Regions from separate parts of the Homo sapiens genome. Here region 1 is linked to region 2. A link is a contact called in ENCODE Hi-C or POLR2A ChIA-PET data. All regions are on one chromosome and are shown on one strand. Each heading gives the region's core, a stretch centred on a gene start or an enhancer-like site at or near the end of the contact. The rest is flanking DNA. Distances are from core to core; before and after follow the strand shown. Region 1 has its middle 140 kb from the start of RNF152. Region 2 has its middle 57 kb from the start of RNF152.

The links. Hi-C counts contacts between places; a loop is a spot of excess contacts on that map. ChIA-PET counts read pairs that join two places held with the same protein, here RNA polymerase II (POLR2A). Pooled maps may share reads with other maps.
Region 1: a pooled map shows a loop between it and region 2 (1.8-fold over the local background). The contact joins two enhancer-like sites. A Hi-C loop is called at or near these places in 7 of 50 pooled maps. POLR2A ChIA-PET finds 5 or more read pairs at or near these places in 3 of 52 experiments (A673, PC-9 and activated CD4-positive, alpha-beta T cell).

Annotation. Positions count from the first base shown.
Region 1 is chr18:62,034,084-62,040,390 of GRCh38, forward strand. It overlaps a transcript of PIGN not described here. Among named protein-coding and RNA genes, the nearest start is that of RNF152, 140 kb to the left of the region's middle. Within about 2 kb of position 3,433, at least 2 of the 41 ENCODE cell types and tissues checked have a DNase peak (open chromatin) inside an H3K27ac peak, as active enhancers do.
Region 2 is chr18:61,947,486-61,953,516 of GRCh38, forward strand. No RefSeq gene overlaps it. Among named protein-coding and RNA genes, the nearest start is that of RNF152, 57 kb to the left of the region's middle. Within about 2 kb of position 2,631, at least 5 of the 41 ENCODE cell types and tissues checked have a DNase peak (open chromatin) inside an H3K27ac peak, as active enhancers do.

The DNA of each region.
Region 1 (6,307 bases), core at 2,183-4,682, 87 kb after region 2:
GGTTGAATATGCCTTTGTGTTTCCCTTATAACCTGGTAAAGTCTTGAAAGAGGCAGGGCTCTAGCTTTGAGGACCAATAGATAAAATAGCAAACATTTTAAAACCATACAACCCATTGGTGAATGGCTAGAAAGCCAATGTGTTCCTTGTTTTGTTCTGTTTTCTGAATCTAATAAGTGAGACGTGGTCTCACTATGTTGCCCAGGCTGTCCTTGAACTCCTGGACTTAAGCAATCCTCTTGCCTCAGCCTCCTGTGTTGGAGCTCCCACACAGAGTCTCCACTGGTGTACTGCCTAGTGGAGCTGTAAGAGGCCACTGTCCTCCAGACCCCAGAATGGTAGATCCACCAACAGCTTGCACCGTGCACCTGAAAAAGCCACAGACACTCAATGCCAGCCCATGAAAGCAGACAGGACTGGGGCTGTACCCTGCAAAACCACAGGGGTGGAGCTGCCCAAGGCCGTGGGAGCCTAACTCTTGCATCAGTGTGACCTGGATGTGAGACATGGAGTCAAAGGAGATTATTTTGAAGCTTTAAGATTTAATTGCTGCCTTCTTGGATTCTGGACTTGCATGGGGCCTGTAGCTCCTTCGTTTTGGCCAACTTCTCCCATTTGAAACAGGTGTATTTACCCAATATCTGTACCCCTACTGTATTTAGGAAGTAATTTTGATTTTACAGGCTCATGTAAAGGAAGGGGACTTGCCTTGTCTCAGATGAGACTTTGGACTGTGGACTTCTGAGTTAATACTGAAATGAATTAAGACTTTGGGGGACTGTTGGGATGGCATGATTGGTTTTGAAATGTGAGGACATAAGATTTGGGAGGGGCCGGGGGAGAATGCTATGGTTTGGCTCTGTGTCCCCACCCAAACCACCTTGAATTGTAATAATCCCCACTTGTCATGGGAGGGACCTTGTGGGAGGTAATTAAACCATGGGGGTGGGTTTCTCCTGTGCTGTTCTCATGATAGTGAATAAATCTCATGAGATCTGATGGTTTTATAAAGGGGAGCTCCCCTGCACATGCTTTTTTTGCCTGCCACCATGTGAGACATGACTTTGCTCCTCATTCACCTTCCACCATGATTGTGAGGCCTCCCCAGCCATGTGGAACTGTAAGTCCATTAAATCTCTCTCCTTTTGTAAATTACCCAGTCTTGGGTATGTCTTTATTAGCAGAATGAGAACGAACTGATACAAAAATGCACCCCAAAGAAAAGCAATGGCAAATTAATCTACTGATTTTTGTATAGTTATATGTAAAGTTCAACTAAGACCTTGAACCAATGCCTTGATTATGGCCATCTCTGAACAAAACATTGTAACTCAATATCATAATGTTTAAATTCCCGCAGCTGTGGAGTTCCCCTGGGAAACCAGACAGTTCAATCTTGTTTTTTCAGAAGGCCTTATTTAAGAAACCTAACTTATTACTTTTTTATCTTTTTTTTATTGTACTTTAAGTTCTAGGGTACATGTGCACAACCTGCAGGTTTGTTACATATGTATACATGTGCCATGTTGGTGTGCTGCACCCATTAACTCATCATTTACATTAGGTATATCTCCTAATGCTATCCCTCCCCCTTCCCCCCACCCCACAACAGGCCCCGGTGTGTGATGTTCCCCATCCTGTGTCCAAGTGTTCTCATTGTTCGATTCCCACCTATGAGTGAGAACATGCGGTGTTTGAAAACCTATTTTTAACAAGTACTTATATTTCTAATTTCATCAAGTATGTCAGGAACATAATCAGATTTAGAGTGCTTAACCAAAAAAGGCTTTACTTTTCTCATGTATCCAGAAGCTGGAGGTGAGCTTTTCTAGGGTGGTATGGTGAGCAGCTAAGGGATTCTACCATGGACTCAGTCATCATCCATCTTCCAGCTAAGCCTTCCTTTCCAGGTAGTTTCATTTTCAAATGCATTATTCCTAGGTTGCAAAACTGCTCCACCTCCAGCAGCATGCCTACATTTCAGATACAGGAGGAAAAGGCAACAGGCAGGAAGGAACATCAGCTCCACTGAGGTTTCCAGAAGCTCTACCCAGAGACTTCTGTGTGTACATAATTGGCAAGAGCTGCACTGCATTGGCATGCATCATTGCAAGGGAAGATGAGTTTTTTTTCTTTTTTTTTCTTTTTAATTGTTGTTGTTGTTTTTTAAATCCCAGTATACTTTTTTTTTTAAAGATTTTTTTAGAGATGTGGTCTCACTATGTTGCCCAGGCTGTCCTTGAACTCCTGGGCTTAAGCAATCCTCTTGCCTCAGCCTCCTGAGTAGCTGGGACTATAGGTGTATGCCACCCTGCCTGGCTCTGGGCATATTTCTGACAAACAAATCAAGGTTCTGATGGTAAAAAAGGAGAGTGGATACTGGGTAGGTAACTAGCAATGCTTGCCACAAGTAAAACACATGTGAACCGTGGATTATGTTGTTTTTCCTCTGGATATTTTAGTACTTGAATTTCTTACATAACAAATTGTTTATGGAGCAAGGAAACTATGGAGAGATCCTAAACTAGGGGCTACAAAGCTGTCCACAGGGCTGGTTTCATTCCACTGGTTCTCAATGGCCATATTATGCCCTTCTTTTTTGTCAACTGCTAGTTAGGACATTGCATTTCAGGAGGAGCATATTACTGCCATAGGCCCTGAAAGAATCCTTATCTTAGCAGATGCTAACTGGTATGTTAACCTGCCATCATGTCTGGCCACTCAGCATTCAACTGCCCATAACTTTCATTGCTGGTCTTCCTTGACCTGGGACACGTGAGGGATTTGAGGTCAACCAGCTGGTGCAGAGGAAGCACTCAGTAAATATGATCTGCCAGTTTCATTATTATTACCTCCTCAATTACAACACAAGCTCTTCAAGGGCAGGACTGATGTCTTATACTTTGTATCCCCACTCTGCTTGACTAGGAGAGGATATTGAATTATCTGCTGATTAATGCAATGTCTTACTTTAACTCATGCCACTGACCTGCACATTAAGGCTACTGCTGTCATCATCTATGTAATTCCACTCATGTGACCTAAGCAAAGGATAAATGTATTTTGTTTCCAAGTGTTATCGTCTGTGTGGACTATTTTTCTGGCATCCCCAAGGAAGCAGTTGTATACCCCTAAGGGAGTCTGGTGATTAAAAGTTTTCGCTTTAGACTTAGACTGAAATTAGCTCTGAGTTGACTAGCAAATCAACTTGCCAAAGGGAGGACTCTGGAACATTCATTTAGTCTCTTGGAACTTCAGTTTTCTTATCTGGAAAATAAGGCTGATATCTACCTTGGTTGGTGTTGTATGGGCCATGGCCGGGCCTGTCCACATGAAAGCCCCTCAGTGGGCATGGGTGGAACAGCCCAGGGCCCCATCGTGCAGACAAAGCAGGGACGTAAAGGCCTAGTGAAGCTGGCCCTCCTGAGCAGCACAACCACTGCCTCTTACGGTGATGTAAGTTGTTTGGGAATGCTGCCATGGCTGTGAGCACTGAGGGCAGCGGGTCCATGCTCTGTGTTCCTCTGCTCTACTGGGCAAATCGTTCTCCTCGGGCTTCTAAGAGCCCTAATCTTTGGTGGAGGCACGGTGAGCTGGAGAGACCTTTGAGGGGAGGGCAAAACCACCTATATATTTTTCTCTCGTTACTATCTTTCCAGTGTTTGTTGCTTTTGCTGAAGAAAAACCAAACTTGAGTAGAGCCTAAGACATCCTTCTTGACAGCCTGGAACCCAGACCAGGCTCGCTGAGGTCTGGCCTAGCACTAGTGGTTGCAATAACTCAATTATGTGAGATCATGAGTGTAAAGCCCCTGGCACAGGGCTTGGCATATGGCAGGCTCTCCATTGGGATTATTTGTGCTATTGTTTCTCCAGTAGCACCTATGAGAAAATTTGTATTTTGTTTTGGAGGAATGAACATGTAAGAGTTCTTTGCAGTTCCTGGAGATTGAGGCTATGCAAAGCTAAGATTTTTAATTCCTGTTTTTACTACATAATACCAAAACAGGGCACTTGAACATTTTGTAGTATTAGGCATGAAAGCAGCACTGTGAATCGGAGGGATAAAGTCTGAATCAGTTTTCATGGAACCATTCTGCCCCCTAAATTCCAACTTAGCAGAAGATAAAAACCAGGAACAAAAATAAACATTTTAAGTGGAGCTTCGGATTTCTCGTAATCCACCGTGTTCTTAGAGAGATCAGTGAATTCAATCCCCCTCCGTGTTTTTTTTTTTTTTTTTTTTGAAAAGATTACTTACTGGGAGGTTACTAGAATATTTCACTTAATTGAACTTGGCCAAAAACAGCTCTGAAACTTCACATGTTAGAAACTTTCTCTCAGTTGCAGCTTGAAAATCTTGCAAAGAACTTAGACTGGTCTTGTGTGGGTTGGATGTGCACCCCTAAACTAGTCAAATGTGGTGAGAAGGGTCATAAAAAATTTTTGGCTCCTGCCAGAAACAGAAGGTTAGCAATGCAGGCACAGTTATCTCAAGAGGAAATGCTGAGCAAAGGCACAGCTGACCACTACACACTCATGTGAGATTTATGTGGAACATAATAATTGGCTGGGCACAGTGGCTCGTGCCTCTGATCCCAATACTTTGGGAGACCAAGGGGCAGATTGCATGAGCCCAGGAATTCAAGACCATCCTGGGCAGCATGGCAGGACCCTGTCTCTACAAAAACAAAATATTTAAAAATTAGCCCGTGGTTCCAGCTATTCAGGAGGCTGAGGTAAGAGGGCTGTTTGAACCCAGGAAGTCAAGGAAGCAGTGAGCCATCATTGTACCACTGCACTACAGCTTGCACGACACAGTGAGACCCTGTCTCAAAATAATAATAATAATAATAATAATAATAATAATAATAATAATAGCTACAATAATTGATTGAAAGTAATTCAGGAAGAAAAATGTTATACACATTGGGCTCTAACATGGCTCAGAGAGGAGTTACAGGAGTGAAAGAGCAGAGAGAGAACTAGGGAGAAATAACGAAAACAGAAAAAAACCAGTGAACCACCCCTTCAATCCTCTGCTTCTCTGTTATTACACTTCTAATGCATTTATGTAAAATTATGTGTATAGAGTAAAAATTTTAAAAACATAAAATTACAATTTTAAATAATCTTGTTATTTTACAATAGTTTTATAGAAAATTTGCAAAATTAATACAGAGGGTTCCAACACACTCCCTCACCCAGTTTCTCTTATTATTAATACCTAATGATTACTAATTACTAAAAACTACTAAGGCACAGTTTTCACATTTAATGAACAAATATTGACATTTTATTAACTACATTCCATACTTTATTCAGATTTCCTTAGTTTTTACCTGATGTCCTTTTCTGTTTCAGGGCCCCATCCAGGATGCCGCACCCCATGTTTAGGGCCCCATCCAGGGTGCCGCATCTCATGTTTAGGGCCCCATCCAGGGTGCCGCACCCCATGTTTAGGGTCCATCCAGGGTGCCGCACCCCATGTTTAGGGTCCATCCAGGGTGCCGCACCCCATGTTTAGGGCCCCATCCAGAGTGCCGCACCCCATGATTAGGGCCCATTCAGGGTGCCGCACCCCATGTTTAGGGCCCATCCAGGGTGCCGCACCCCATGTTTAGGGCCCCATCCAGGGTGCCGCACATCATGTTTAGGGCCCCATCCAGGGTGCCGCACCCCATGTTTAGGGCCCATCCAGAGTGCCGCACCCCATGTTTAGGGCCCCATCGACGATGCCGCACCCCATGTTTAGGGCCCCTTCCAGGGTGCCGCACCCCATGTTTAGGGCCCAGCCAGGGTGCCGCAACTCATGTTTAGGGCCCCTTCCAGGGTGCCGCACCCCATGTTTAGGGCCCCATCCAGGGTGCCGCACATCATGTTTAGGGCCCCATCCAGGGTGCCGCACCCCATGTTTAGGGCCCCATCCAGGGTGCCGCACCCCATGTTTAGGGCCCCATCCAGAGTGCCGCACCCCATGTTTAGGGCCCCATCGACGATGCCGCACCCCATGTTTAGGGCCCCTTCCAGGGTGCCGCACCCCATGTTTAGGGCCCAGCCAGGGTGCCGCAACTCATGTTTAGGGCCCCTTCCAGGGTGCCGCACCCCATGTTTAGGGCCCCATCCAGGGTGCCGCACATCATGTTTAGGGCCCCATCCAGGGTGCCGCACCCCATGTTTAGGGCCCCATCCAGGGTGCCGCACCGCATGTTTAGGGCCCATCCAGGGTGCCGCACCCCATGCAGTGGTCATGTCTCTACAGGCTTCTCTTGGCTTTGACAGTTTCTCAGCCTTTTCTCGTTTTTGAT
Region 2 (6,031 bases), core at 1,381-3,880:
ACAAGGCCTCCAGCACTAACTTTTAAGTGTTAATATCATGTTGCTCTAGCTTTATTAAAACTAAAAAAAAAGGGGGGGTCCTTGTGTAATGTGTAACACTCATTGCTCCTATGAAAATAAAAATCATCAAATAAAGCAAAATATCAAATTAATGATACTGAGTCGGAAAATCACTAGGCATCTTATGTGACCAAACTGCACCTTAGGGACGGGGAACTTGAACAAAAGAGGGATCTCCCTAGGCAAAACTGATCCTTTGCTCTGCTTCACTGTGATTAAGAATATGACATAGTACAGTTAGGAAAAAAGGGGAAAGAGTTTGCACTCTGAGATAAACCAAAAATAATAGGGTCGCTCTGTTGATGTCTGTTCCCCCAGATAATAAAAACTTGAACAATTCCAACAACCCTGCCTGACTCTCTAAACCAAAAACAAACAAACAAACAAAAAATGGCTTTATCCCTGACTTTCACAATGCCAACACGTGTGAGTATGATGATCGTGTGAAAAAGTTATTGTATTCCACCAAGAACGAAGTAATATAAATTTGACCAACTTGTAAGGCTATGGTTTTCTTCCTGTATTTGGTTCTTTCTAAGGAGGATCAGTCCTTTTGAAATCTGACTCCCTTCACGTCTTTGTAAATTAACTTTTCTTCATTTCTTCTTTCTAAATGCTTTTGTCTGTTGCTTTCTGTGCAGAAAATCACCACCCTTCAGTATTAATCAGACACTCGCATAGGGGAGGGTTACTCACTCTTTTGGGACATTTTTCACACAAGCCTATCTGGCAATTTCCTGCCATGAAAAGGGACCACCCTGGCTGCCCTCTTTCTCCCTCCCCAGGGGCTTCAAAGCCACAGGCCTGAGTGTTCACTGTCAAGGGAGCGCATAGACACTGTCACCATGGCTGAGGACCAATTAGCTTTTCAGGGCTGCTGTTCTGCAGAGACAGAACTATAAAAAGGAGATCTGTTTCTGTTACAGTTACCAAAGGTAAAGGGACCCTTGGTGCCACTTGCTTAGTTAGGGACGCGGCATTGCTCATTGTGCAGCATGTGTGAATTTCACTCTGTACATCCTTGGTCTCATTCCATTTCCATAAGCTCATGTCCCGGTTATATTCAGGAAGCTCAGCCTCTGATCCCCTGGAATGTGCTAAAGCAGAAAAGGAAAAAGCTGCACTGCTATTCTTGGTCAGCTTCATAATGAGGAGCTTCAGATTTTCTATAAAATGAAAGAGATTCAATTGGGTGAGGTCACCAGGTCACAATCTCCCTGAGAACACTGCTATTCAGAGCAAACCTCCTTCCCAGAGGGGTCCTTAAAGTTTAATAACATCAGTCAACTGCAGCAAGACCCTGTGAGAACACAATCTAAAAATGAGCTTCTGTGTGCCATCTATTATGGGGAGATCCGGTTTACCTTGTGTGCAATTTTAGATCATCAAAGGTGACATTGAGTGCTGGCTCCTAAATTTCAATCACAGCCTTAAACACCCTGTGATTTAGCCAGTAGCAGTTCTGTGGCTCTTTGAAAACAAAAGGCCACCTTCACAAGCCTGGGGGAAGGGTTTACCCCGCAGTGGAAGGCAGAGAAGCACACACAGTAAAAACCACGCAACAAAAACATGTCTGCTGAGTTGCTACAGCAGGACACGGGATTGTGATGTCCCTGGTAGCATGCTGTCAGATATTTTTTATGTGGGACTTCTCTTTTGGTTTAGAATTTACATAGTATGACATCTAGCTTCTTAACACTTAACATCAAACTCAGTGAAAGAGAAAGTAGCACCCAAGGAAGGAAAAAGTGTGCCCTTCACATTGCTACCCACCGATGCATCCAAAAACAAGGGCACATCTCCAATAAATCTTGTTGAGTGAAAAGGGCAGACACAATGAGTATACATTGTTACGATTCCATGGAGATGAAGCCTAAGGACAGGTAAAATGAATCTGTGATGATAGAAATCAGGAAGTGGTTGCCTCTGAATGATGGTCTTGATTGGGAAGGGGGATGAAGGAGTCTGGGGTAATAGATATAGTTGTTTACATGGGTATATGCATATGCAAACATTCCTCAAGCTTGACTGTATATAAGTTACATCTTGATTCTAAAAATTAGCCCTAAAGTTGGGACTTCTAAGACCACTCATTAAAGGCAAGTGGCAGATCCCCATTCCCTGCCCTACCCTCACTCCCCCCGTGCCTGAATAGGCCCAATACTGCCCAGGGCTGCTTGTTGTCCCTCATGAGCGGTGGTGGTCCCACTGCTCATCTGGCCCATGGTTCCCCCGTATGGAAATTCTGGGACACAGCCAGGGTGCCCACTTCTCTCTGTGCTCACCCAGCTCATCCAGTCTGTGTTTTTCCCTCCTTTTGACCAAAATACTGCAGTGAGATTGCCATCAAGATGAGACGGATGTGTTCTGGCATCTCCCGACCACCTCTGTCCCCCTCACCATTCCCCTTCGGAAATACACGTCCCCAGCCTGATGCAGTCTGACCTGCAGTCACTCCCTGCTTCTGACTCCGCAGCAACCCCGGGAACGTTTCCCACCCACTTTGCTGTCTGCTTTGTTCCATTCCTTTTTCTTGGTTAATCACAACATCCATGCTCGTTTGTGCCCTGTTTATGAGTCACTATACGTGCTGGAACCTGAATTGAAACTGGAATGCAAAACCCTTGAGCCAAATCATGACGGGAGTCTGACCTCGGCTCTCCTAGCTCATCCCTGGGCAGCCCCAAAGCCTGTCCTTCTCCCTGTCTCTCTCACCCGTGAGGGCAGCTCTCTGATTTGATATGGGCTTTCAGTTATTAGGTTTCACTCTGGGTGTGTCTAACAATACTAGGATGCTATCGGTTTATTAGGCATTGGAATTGGGATGCTTAAGCAAAACAGGGAGAAACGTGGAGACATCTTTGGCCAAGCTCAGATGCAAAACTGTATTGAGAGATAAGCACTATTACGGGTTTCCTCTTCAGTGTGGTGACATTTTTAAATGGGAGCAGAGGAATTTTTTCCATTTGTTTCCTTCTATTAACAACATCCCTTATAACATTCCTGAGATCTCAGGGAAACGGTCACCCATGTTTTAGTTTTGTCTCATACTATATAAATTAGAAGCAAAGTAAATTTCTGCATGTGTACTCCCCTGAGACCAGACAATGTTCCCTGAAACCTGGCATGCACCTTCAGAGCCCTGGCACTGGGTGTGAATTTCAAAACCATATTTTTCTCTCCAAATAATTGTCCTTGTCCATGCTCAGTCAGGTGTTTCCTCACATAAATCCCTAGGCTTCAATTAAAATCCAAACAGAAAGGAACTGCTACTCATTTTTTAACCATTTAAATAGAATAGCTTTCTGCATCCACATTAATTCTTTTTATAGGCTATGAAGGGTCTATATGTACTATGATTTCTTTATTTGTATTAGAGTTTTATATTTGCAAAAATAATTTATGTTGTTTAATTCATCAGCCCTTATGGTACCTTTGAAAGAGCAGAATTATACTCCCATTTCAGAGGCAAAAAAGTACAAATCAAGGTCATGTCTGAGAAAGCCTTTAAGAACTCAAGGATTACGTTTCCAGTTTGTGTCTTCGTTTGTAAGTTTTTCCAAATCCTTTGGTTCCATGACCACTGTCTTCCCATCAGCCACCCAAAACATTGTTGGGAATGTCCTTCACTGTGACTCCGTGGATGCCAAAGGAGCAGTGATCCTACAGAAAGTCCAGTGTTCCTTCATGTGGCCCTTGAGGTTCCTGGAGAGAAAACCCTGGAATGCTTCAGGGTTTCAACTGTTGGAAACTCTTCCTGCTTTTCATTCCTCTAATTGCTTACAGTCCCTAAAACCTCAAACGCTTATTTCTTTTTGTCCCCTAATGGTTCTCATAACAGCAGCAGTGGACCAGAGCTGTCTAGTTGTAAGAATAAAAATTTTCTGGATCCAGGGCTGGAATTGTTAGGGAGGACTGTGGTGACGCATTCTGCATTTCCTTTTTTGGAAACAGAGTCTAGCTCTGTCTCCCAGGCTAGAGTGCAGTGGCGCGATCTTGGCTTACTGAAGCCTCCACCTCCCGGGTTCAAGCGATTCTCCTGCCTCAGCCTCCAGAGTAGCTGGGATTACAGGAGCTCACCACCATGCCCAGCTAGTTGGTTCAGGGTTTTCCATGGTGATTGGCCCCATCTCCGGCACTACCCCAATGTAGTTACACTGCTGTCAGCAACACATTCAGTAGGTCAGAGTTTTAGGGCCTCCTTCAATGTCAAAAGCCAATTCTTTTTGCCACTTACCTATTACCCAGGAAAATGAAAGGATTCATGCTGCTTACTGTTTCTTCTGTATGGTTAAATGTAAGAGACATGGGGCATTTGCTTGGAGACACATGGACATTTATTTCAACTTCAGGATGTCGCTGAGTTCCACTGAAAACATTCTCTTGGGGTGAATTAAAAAAAAAAAAACCCTTCCAGGGTTGTTGATGCTAACATTACAATGGCCTTAAACATGCTACAGTTCCTGGACTAAGGAGGATCTTACCAATGCTACTCAGGCATGACATTGCCTTAGACAGCCAATCACCTTGTTTCCTAATTAGATAAGGGCCTACACATTATTTTGTGAGAGAGAGACCAAAATTCTATCAGCCATAAAGTAGGCTGGAGAAATCCCAAATCCTTTTTCTACCTTGTCACTTCGTTGCAAGACATTACCTACCGCTATTCCAATCACTAATTGGTGCTTTCTGCTATACAACAAATGAGCTAAAACTTCTGAGTTGGTTTCATTTCCTTTAAATTCTGCTCATTACTAAGAAGTACCAAACCTCAAGCTTATTAAAACCAGAGTGTGGGCTGCTTATCACCAGGGGCTATGTCCTTTCACTGTAAGAGAACTCAATTTGCATCTTCTGGGATTTTCCCTCACCTCCTCCGGGGAGCTTAAGCGAGTCTCCGCAAGCCTCACTGGAGGCCTTGTTACAGTCAGCTCACCAGAGACAGGGAGCAGACAGCATTTTTACCCACGGATCCATGAATCATCACCACCACACATTCTCAGCAGCAAAACTGGGCTTTCCACTACCTGAGGCTGTCTCTTAAATACAAACAATTCTCCACTCATAAACAGTGCCTTTTCAAGCAATTGTTAGAAATGCGGAATGTGGCTGAGCTAGGTGGCTCATGCCTGTAATCCCAGCACTTTGGGAGGCTGAGGCGGGTGGATCACCCGAGGTCAGGCATTCGAGATCAGCCTGGCCAACATAACAAAACCCCATCTCTACTAAAAATACAAAAATTAACCGGGCGTGGTAGCAGATGCCTGTAATCCCAGCTACTCGGGAGGCTGAGGCAGAAGAATTGCTTGAACCTGGGAGGCGGAGCTTGCAGTGAGCCAAGATCGTGCCACTGCACTCCAGCCTGGGAGACAGAGTGAGACTCCACCTCAAAAAAAGAAAAGAAAGGAAGGAAGGAAGGAAGGAAGGAAGGAAGGAAGGAAGGAAGGAAGGAAGGAAGGAAGAGGGAAGGAAGGAAGGAAGGAAAGAGAGAGAGAGAAAGAAAGAAAGAAAGAAAGAAAGAAAGAAAGAAAGAAAGAAAGAAAGAAAGAAAGAAAGAAAGAAAGAGAAAGAAATGCAGAATGCATCACCACAGTCCTCCCTAACAATTCTGGCTCTGGATCCAGAAAATTCTTATTCTTACAACTAGACAGCTCTGGTCCACTGCTGCTGTTGTGAGAACCATTAGGGGACAAAAACATAAATAAGCATTTGAGGTTTTGGAGACTGTAAGCAATTAGAGGAATGAAAAGCAGGAAGAGTTTCCGGCAGTTGAAACCAGGAGAGAAGCAGCAGTGAGAAATATTCTGCCTGCACACTGAATGACTGGATGGGCCAACATGATCCTCTCTCACTCTGCCTAGAAATATTCACGCTCTGTTGTTAACCTGTTGTAAAGAAGCTGCTCCCCCTCGCACCTGGGACACCCTGCACATGTCCACATAAGTCCTGCAGGCAGAGGAGACTTGAGTCG